Regions from separate parts of the Homo sapiens genome. Here region 2 is linked to region 1. Evidence: chromatin contacts called from ENCODE Hi-C or POLR2A ChIA-PET data. All regions are on one chromosome and are shown on one strand. Each heading gives the region's core, a stretch centred on a gene start or an enhancer-like site at or near the end of the contact. The rest is flanking DNA. Distances are from core to core; before and after follow the strand shown.

The links. Hi-C counts contacts between places; a loop is a spot of excess contacts on that map. ChIA-PET counts read pairs that join two places held with the same protein, here RNA polymerase II (POLR2A). Pooled maps may share reads with other maps.
Region 2: a pooled map shows a loop between it and region 1 (2.0-fold over the local background). The contact joins two enhancer-like sites. A Hi-C loop is called at or near these places in 1 of 37 single-sample maps with no recorded cell type and 4 of 50 pooled maps. POLR2A ChIA-PET finds 5 or more read pairs at or near these places in 3 of 52 experiments (GM12878, MCF 10A and OCI-LY7).

The regions. Positions count from the first base shown.
Region 1 is chr4:145,193,153-145,197,512 of GRCh38, reverse strand. It overlaps LOC105377465 (a long non-coding RNA gene), which reads left to right. Exons shown (of 3, transcript XR_939276.1): 3 at 369-768. Among named protein-coding and RNA genes, the nearest start is that of OTUD4, 15 kb to the right of the region's middle. Within about 2 kb of position 1,777, at least 3 of the 41 ENCODE cell types and tissues checked have a DNase peak (open chromatin) inside an H3K27ac peak, as active enhancers do.
Region 2 is chr4:145,529,633-145,533,992 of GRCh38, reverse strand. The region is part of intron 2 of SMAD1 (SMAD family member 1); the gene reads right to left. Among named protein-coding and RNA genes, the nearest start is that of SMAD1-AS1, 15 kb to the right of the region's middle. Within about 2 kb of position 2,577, at least 3 of the 41 ENCODE cell types and tissues checked have a DNase peak (open chromatin) inside an H3K27ac peak, as active enhancers do.

The sequences.
Region 1 (4,360 bases), core at 528-3,027:
ATAAGACATCTGAGAAGTGCATGCTCCCTGGCACCTCTGAGAGGGTAATGAGGCTTCTTCTGGGGGTGAGAGAAAAAGCTAGGCCAACATAAAAACAGCAAAAAGTCAGAAAGAAGTCACTTCTCCTCCCCTTCAACTTTCCAATCTCCCTCTTGTGCCTCTGATTTGCAGAATTTAACAGATTGCCAACTGGCGAAGGAGCTCGGGAAATGTAATTTGCAAAGTCCCAGTCCTGGCATCAGTGAGCAGCTACAAAAGGATCTATTTGGGATCAAGAGACAATAGGTAAATTGTTGTCTCAGTAAGCTCAGGAGCATAACTTACCATTTTTTTGTTCTTTCTTGTTTCTTTTTCTTTCTGTGTTACAGTAAGGGAAGAAGTCACCACACATCCCAGCTGGAGGAGGGAACATGACTGGCTCACTTCAGCACCCTCACCATTGTTCCAGATATCCAAGGCCCTCCTTGGACCTCAACAAGACTTAAGCCGCTGCAGAGACGGTGTAAATGTGGAGTGGCTGGTTGGGGACAGAGTGAAACTCCTGGAATCAGATGGTGATCTGCTGATAAGCTGGGTCTGTGCCAGCCAGCAGAGTCCATGCGTGCAAGAGCCTGGAGTCTCCCCCTGTGAAGGCTTGGGGCTGGTTGGGCAGTAAGCCTCACAGTAATCCTTAGTCCTGTTAGATGGGAGTTCTAAATTTATTTTCAAAGAATTAATATGTCAGTATGTTCAATTCTTTGCCTTCTACTTTTAAACTTAACTTCCTCATAAAGCAACCTTTTTCCATTACCTACCCCACCCTAACTCATTCTGATCACCTGCTCCACCCTAACTCATTCTGACCACCTGCTCCACTCTAACTCATTAGGATTACCTGCTACCTGCTCTGCCCTGACTCCCGCCAAAGCTCTCATCCCATCATTCTCTTTCAATTAGCCAATCGGAATTAGTTTAGCCTGTGTGGTCTAACCCTAGCTAACAGGAGAATGACACAGCGGCTGCAGCCAAGTTCGTCAGGGATAAGAACCCCTTCCCCTCCCTTGTCCACCTGGGCGCTCACCATTGTTCCATCTGTAAGGGCGCACCGTTCTATATAGAAGTAACTTGCCTTGCTGAGAATTAAAAAGAAAATTTTATATTCGAGTGCTATTTCTTTTGCGGCACCAAAACTTTATGTGTAATAGTCCACCTACTCTGCACTTCTTGCGCACCAGGCTCCTACTTTCTGTGACATTTTTTCCTAGGTTTATGTCCCAATCACCAGTTCCTATCATCTCACTTCATGTGCTTTCTGCTTTTTTTTTTTTTGTACATAGTCACACACAAATCAAATGACTATTCTTAATTTCTTTCACAATAGTTTTTTTTTTTTTTTTTTTGAGACTGACTCTTGCTCTGTCGCCCAGGCTGGAGTGCAGTGGTGTGATCTCGGCTCACTGCAACCTCCACCTCCTGGGTTCAAGCAATTTTATTGCCTCAGCCTCCCAAGTAGCTGGGATTACAGGCGTGCGCCACCACTCCTGGCTAATTTTTGTGGTTTTAGTAGAGACGAGGTTTCACCATGTTGCCCAGGCTAGTCTTGAACTCCTGGGCTCAAGCAATCCACCCACCTCGGCCTCCCAAAGTGCTTGGATTACAAGTGTGCACCACCATGCCAGGCCCCACAATAGATCTTGATGGCTCATTAAAACTCGTGCTTAGAGCAATAGCCTTATAGGCTAGTGGTCAGTCTTTAAAACAGGTAAGGGAAATACCTTCATTCCATTCTCAGGAGTGGCAGTAGACATGCCTTTCCTGGAATGTGTTTATTGCAAAGAAAGAGAAAGAAAACATTAAAACAAGAAGTTCATGTCCTGCTACACTTTCTCATTCTACTGGTGCTTTATTTTTTCTTGGTACTTTATTGTCTACTTCTTCATCTTAGATTATCTATGGATAAGATTTTTATAAAAATGGATAATTAGGAGACTGAATGTGCTATTTATAGTTACAAGTATTTATCCTAGAAGATAATACCAGACAAGCTTATTATATTACCAAATAATGAGTTTACACATGTTGACTGTTCTTGCTAATTGGGGAAAATGAAACAAACACTTACTGAATTGTTTGGAAACATGGTAGATTTTGGCACAAGAAAATGTGGCTGACTTTATACAACTGAGCCTTGTGGTAGACCCAACAGCAAATACAGGAGTCTCCCTTTATCTGAGGTTTTGCTTTCTGCAGTTTCAGTTCCCCATGGTACAGTACAATAAGATATTTTCAAAGAAAGAAAGGGAAAGACCACATTCACATAACTTTTATTACAGTATTTTATTATAATTATTCTATTTTATTTGCCGAGTTTATAAATTAAACTTCATCATAAGTATGCATTAATATGTATAGAAAAAAACAGAACGTATAGGTTTCGGTACTGTCTACAGTTTCAGTCATTCCCCTGGGGGTCTTGAAATGTATCTCCCGCCAGTAAGGGGAGATTACTATAATAAAATGCATTTTTTTTAATTTTTAAGTTTATTTGAAATACTTATACTTCTTATTTATTTATGTATTTATATTTTTGGAGACAGAACCTCACTCTATCCCCCAAGCTGGAGTGCAGTGGCGTCATATCAGCTCACTGCAACCTCCACCTCCCAGGTTCAAGTAATTCCCATGACTCAGCCTCCCCCATGTAGATGGGATTACAGGCGCCTGCCACCACACCTGGCTAATTTTTGTATTTTTAGTAGAGAAGAGGTTTCGCTATGTCGACCAGGCTGGTCTTGAACTCCTGACCTCAGGTAATCCGCCCGCCTTGGCCTCCCAAAGTGCTAGGATTACACGTGTGAGCCCCACCATGCCTGGCCCATTTTTATTTATTTTTTATGGCAGCTCTATTGAGGTATAATTCATATCTCACAAAATTCACCTTTTCAAAGTGCACAATTTCATGGTTTTAGCATATTCATAGAGATGCACAACTTTTACCCTGATCTAATTTCAAAATATTTTCACCTGTCCTCAAAAATCTTACCTATTAACAGCCACTCCCCATTCTCCCACTCCTCAACTCCCTCTACTTTCTGTCTCTATGGATTTGCCTTTTCTGGACATTTCATATAAAGGGAATCATACATGTGGCCTTTTGTGCCAGGCTTGTTTCATTTAGCATATTTTCAAGGTTCACCATTTTGTTGTTGTGTTGTACTTTGATTTTAATTGTATTATATGGATATACCATATTTGTTTATTCATCCATCAGTTGATGGACATTTGGGTTATCTCTACTTTTCAGCTATTATGAATAATGTTGCTAAGAACATTAGTATACAAGTTTTTATCTGGACACGTTTTTAATTATCTTGAATGTATACCTTGAAGTATAATTGTTCGATCATATGATAATTCTATATTTCAGATTTTAGGAAACTGGCAAACTGGTTTTCCAAAGTGGCTGTACAATCCCTCTAGCAATGTATGAGAGTTTTACAATCCCTCTAGCAATGTATGAGAGTTCCAATTTCTCCACATCCTTACCAAAACTTGCTATTGTCTGTCTTTTTTATTATAGCCATCCTAGTATGTGTGAAGTGGTATCTCATCACGGTTTTGATCTGTATTTCCATGATAAGTAATGAAAAATCTTTTCATGTGCTTATTGGCTATTTTTATATCTTTTTTGGAGAAATGGCTATTCAAATCTACTGCTTATTTTTAATAGGGCTGTCTTTTTATTCAGTTGTAACAGTTCTTTTATATTCTCAATAAAATCCCTTACTAGATATATGATTTATAAATATCTTCTCCCAAGAATTGTCTTTTTTTTTTTTTGGAGAGTCTTGCTCTGTCACCCAGGCTGGAGTTCAGTGGCACAATCTCAGTTCACTGGAACCTCTGCCTCCCAGGTTCAAGTGATTCTACTGCCTCAGTCTCCCAAGTAACTGGGATTACAGGCGCACACCACCACGCTCGGCTAATTTTTTGTATTTTAGTAGAGACAGGGTTTCACCATGTTGTCCAGCTGGTCTTGAACTCCTGAGCTCGGGCAATCTGCCCACCTCAGCCTCCCAAACTGCTGGGATTACAGGTGTGAGCCACCACGCCTGGTTACTGTAGCTTTGTAATAATTTTGAGATTGAGAAGCATGAATACTATAATTTTGTTCTTCTTTCTCAAGATTGTTTTGACTATTCTGGGTCTCCTTCATTTCCATATAAATTTGAGGATTAGCTTCTCAATTTCTGCCAAGGTAGCTGGGATTTTGGTAGGGATTATGTTGAATTTGTAGATTGATTTTTGTAGTATTACCATCTTAACAATATTAAGTCTTCTGGCCAGGCGCAGTGGCTCACGCCTGTAATTCCAGCACTTT
Region 2 (4,360 bases), core at 1,328-3,827, 340 kb before region 1:
TTAATTTAATTACCTCTTTTAAAGGCCCTATCTCCAAAAACAGTCATATTCTATGGTGCTTGGGGTTAGGGCTTCAATATATCAATTTTGGGGCATGCAACTCAGTTCCTAACACCACATATAGGATTTGCACATTTCTTGTTAAATTTATCAAGTTGTTGCTATTTTCAATGAGATTAAATGAGGCTTCTTCTCCAATGTATCTTCTAACTGGTAATTACTACCACATGGTCCACAGCAGCACTTACAAAAACTTCCTTATTTGCTTTTTTAAAAACAAATTTTATTATTATTTTTAGAGCTGGGGTCTTGCTATGTTGCCCAGGCTGGAGTGCTGTGGCTATTCACAGGCATGATCACAGAGCAATTCAGCCTCAAACTCCTGGGCTTAAGCGATCCTCCTGCCTCAGCCTCCTGAGCAGCTAGGACTACAGATGCCTGCCACCATGCGCAGTTAATTTTTATTTTTTGTAGAGACAGGGTCTCGCTATGTTGCCCAGGCTGGTCTCAAACTCCTAGTCTCAAGCTATCCTCCTGCCTCAGCCTCTCAAAGCACTGGGATTACAGGCATGAGCCACCACACCCACCCTGGAGACTGTATAAGTAGGGTGTCTGTAAGTTCTAGCTTGCCTGGGATAGTCCCAATTTGTACCTGTTGTCCAATGTAATTAGTAATAGGTGACTCTTGTCAATTTCAAGCCTCCTGGCTTGGACAATAAATGTTCACACTAACTATAAGCGATGACTAATTAAATTCAGGAAAGTAAAGAGACAGGTCTGGAACAGCTGCCAGCCCTAGAAAGAAGTATTAATGTGGCAGAGAGGAGACACATAGAAGTTAGTCAGGCTGGGTTAAGCCTACACACACGTGCTGCTCTAAAATAACAAGGCCCAGGCCTCTCTCCCTGTGTGGAATCCTGAAGGACAATGCGTGGTTCTCTCCCAGATGTCTCTCGCTCTACCCCCACTTCATGCTCCTTTCATTTCAGCAAGATTTCAGTAAAGAATAATTAAAATATGTTTTCTATTAGGCAAAAAGGAAAGAAGAAACATTCAGATAATTATTCATGTTTAAGCACACTTTCTTTGTGCAATTCTCATTTCTTGGGTGAGAGATTTACCAGCCTAAAGAATGAGGATTTGCAAACTGCAGGCCCAACTCAGATCACCAATAGGAAGGGAGAGAGGGTGAGCAGTGTTTCCCTCTGACTTGTTCTATGTCTCGGGCTGTTCCTATTTTATGGAAAACAAATATGGGAACGTAGACTTTTCTGGGGAACCACTTTCTTAGTGCACTAAGGTGACCCTTGTTTGGTAACTTCAAAATATGGCTAAAGTGTGGGACTTCCCTCTTTAAGGGCTGCTCCTATTGGTTAATTTGAATAAGAATCTGCTTTCAAAGAAGAGCCCAATGTTAAAACATCTTTCTTTGTACACATGAATTTCTTCCGAGTTATTTAAAAATCAGACCATGTATGTCCTTCTTGTATCCTAGGAGCTCTAACTCTGGTAAAAACCCAAATCTTTTCTCCCACCCTAACCCCTCAAATATATTCTGAAAAAACGCCCCTAGGTGATTTCACCAATCCTCTCCACCCATTTGAAAATGTCTAATTGTGTTATGTCTTTAAAAGGCTGAAGCTATCTTCTTTTCCTGATCTCTTTTCCTTTTCTCTCAGGAGAAAAAAATCTTCAGATTTCTGCCTTTTCTCAGTGACGTTAACTCTGCTTTTCAAACTGTGCATCTCTGTTAAAAATAAAATCCCTTTTCCAGTCAACAGGGAAACCCAACTAAGAATGTTTCAGGAAGCAAAAGTTTCAGAGATATTTGTGATTCTGCTATTATACTCAGCTTTTCAGCGTTGCTAAGGTACACGGAAAAGCATGAAAAAGAACAGTTAAAATTGTAGAGAGGGGCTGAGCTCTGGAAAGGATTCCTGTAAACTCTAGATGTGAGAGCTTTTTTAAGATTTTGAAGTACTGCTTGAAATTCTATCACCAAGTTGTCAGTGGTAAAGTAGTCTAGTAATGAGACAAAGTCTGACAAATCCCCACGTGGGCTGTGACCCACCAAATGTTCGTGAGAAAGCAGCTTTTTTCTTTTTTAAACACGCAAGAGAGTTCTGATATATGTTTGCCCATATAGAAGTAACAGAAAAAAAAAAAAGAAGTAACGGACACAAGCTACCTGTTACCTGGCAGTACAGAAATGCTTTCTAGTTCTGAGAAGGTGGTAAAGGCATTTAGGTTAGAGTCAAGACACCTTAGTTCTAGTCCTGACTCCCGTAACCACCTTTGTGACTTTGAGCCAATCACTTAATGTCTCAGGGACTCAGTTTCCTCACACAAAAGAGCAAGAAACTTGCTCTCCACAGGGTCTTCCTGCTCTAAATTCTGCAAGTCTTCTGATGGATGAGAATGCTGCTCATGTACACCTGGAGTTTTGTAATGTCCAAAGCTCAGCCCCAGATGGCATCTAAGTTGAATCTCAGGACATTTCAGTGAGGCCACCTACAAGCAGAAAGGAGGCCCAGGGCTAGGGACAGAATGGCCCCAGAGCCAGTCAGCTGCAGCAATTCTTGTGAGAAAGGGAGGGCAAGCTGCCAGAGCAGCTGTGCCCAATATGATGCCTACACGAGACAGATGTCCCCAGTAGAGTGTGTTCAGTGACCTTCTAAACAGAGACACTTCAAGTAGGAAGTGCCGGAAAGGGTAAGAGTAAGAACACTTAAAATTAATAGTATACACATTTATGAAATAAAATTCCTTACCTCAGCATATGTCAGGGAAACTTTACGCTGAAGAAATGATTCTTGGAACCTCAATAGAGGTTAAATTTTAATGAAAATATATAACAGCCTAAACCCCTGAGTGGTGGCACTTTTTTGTCTGCTTATTGGTGATGAGGTGATAGTACGGAGGGTCTATAATATAAGGTTCACTGGGTACCATATATGCCTCCATCATGCAGGGCACTGCAGGTATGAGTCAACAGGACAGACACTGTCCTTGCCCATTGGGAAAAGTGTCTATCACTAAATCCTCACAGCAGTTATCTCTGTTTTACAGGTGAAGGATCAGGCTCAGCCTAGCTAAGTAACCCATGCAAGGTCACACAGCTGCTAATTGAGGGCCAGGATGTGAATCAAGGTCTGCTCATAACCACTAGACAATCACTCAGTACTATAAAACTGGAAAGAGACTGTGGAAGTTGTTTTTTAAATTCTTTTTCCATCCTTCTGTTTGTTTTTTTGGGGGCAAGATCTTTTTAAAAGGTATGATAGTTTTGCCTAAAGGTAGCAACACGGTAGTATTTACTTTCTGGGAGTATAGTTACTCAAGTACAAATATATTAAAAGACAAAGATGTGAACATAATTTGACATAGATAAATGAATTTCATTCAACAATATCATAAAGCATTAAACAAAAGCCACTAAATTTACCTAAAAATCACCTAAATCTAACTCAACTTCTGAGAATCCAACTTCCTAGATAATGCCAGGCCAATGATTCTTTTTGTATACCACAGATTATTTTCTTGAAAAATACCTTCTCTGGGCACCCACAGAACGTCTGCTATGACTCCATAACCTAGTTCAGATTCCTGCTTCAACCTATCTTTGTGGCTTTTTGCAGTTTTCATCTGCTAGTTTCATACTTCTGCACCTTTGCTCACTTGGCCATATTTCCAAGTCTCAGTTCTAACAGCACTCCCATGGTGCCTTTCCCGGTCTTTCTATCCACCCCTGGTAGAAAAGAATTCCTCCCTATGCCTCAGTGTGCCCTACACAGACTTTCATTGTAGCATCTGCAACATTTTATTGCTAAGTTGACTTTACTTCACCTGGACTGTAATGCCTTTGTGGGTAGAACTGATTTTCTTTCTTTTGAAAGGAAATAGGTGCCAGTGTCTGGCACCTAATAGGTCCAGAATGAATGTTTTTTCAATATGTTTGTAAATTGTATTGCTATTCCTGACCTGTCTACTATAAGTGGGTTCATATAAACCAGTCTTTCTCAAAGTTCAGCCCTCAGACTCTTTGCACCTGAATTAGATACTTATTTAAAAAGGCAGATTCTTATACCTCATCCCAGATATAACAAGTCAAAACCTTCAGCAATTCTGGGTGAATACAGCCTAGGTACAGGAAGACAAATGGTTACTACATGCACTGGCAAGAGAGCTAGGTGTCTGGCCCTATCTATGTCTCTAAGTAGCTGTGGAACTTGAACTTCAATTTTTCTCATCTTAAGTCAAATTTCTAGAGATCATCCCTTTCACTTACAAAAAACTCTACACAGTATTGGTCCTGATTCTTTGACAGTATACAGATATAAATCCAAATGACATGGAAAAG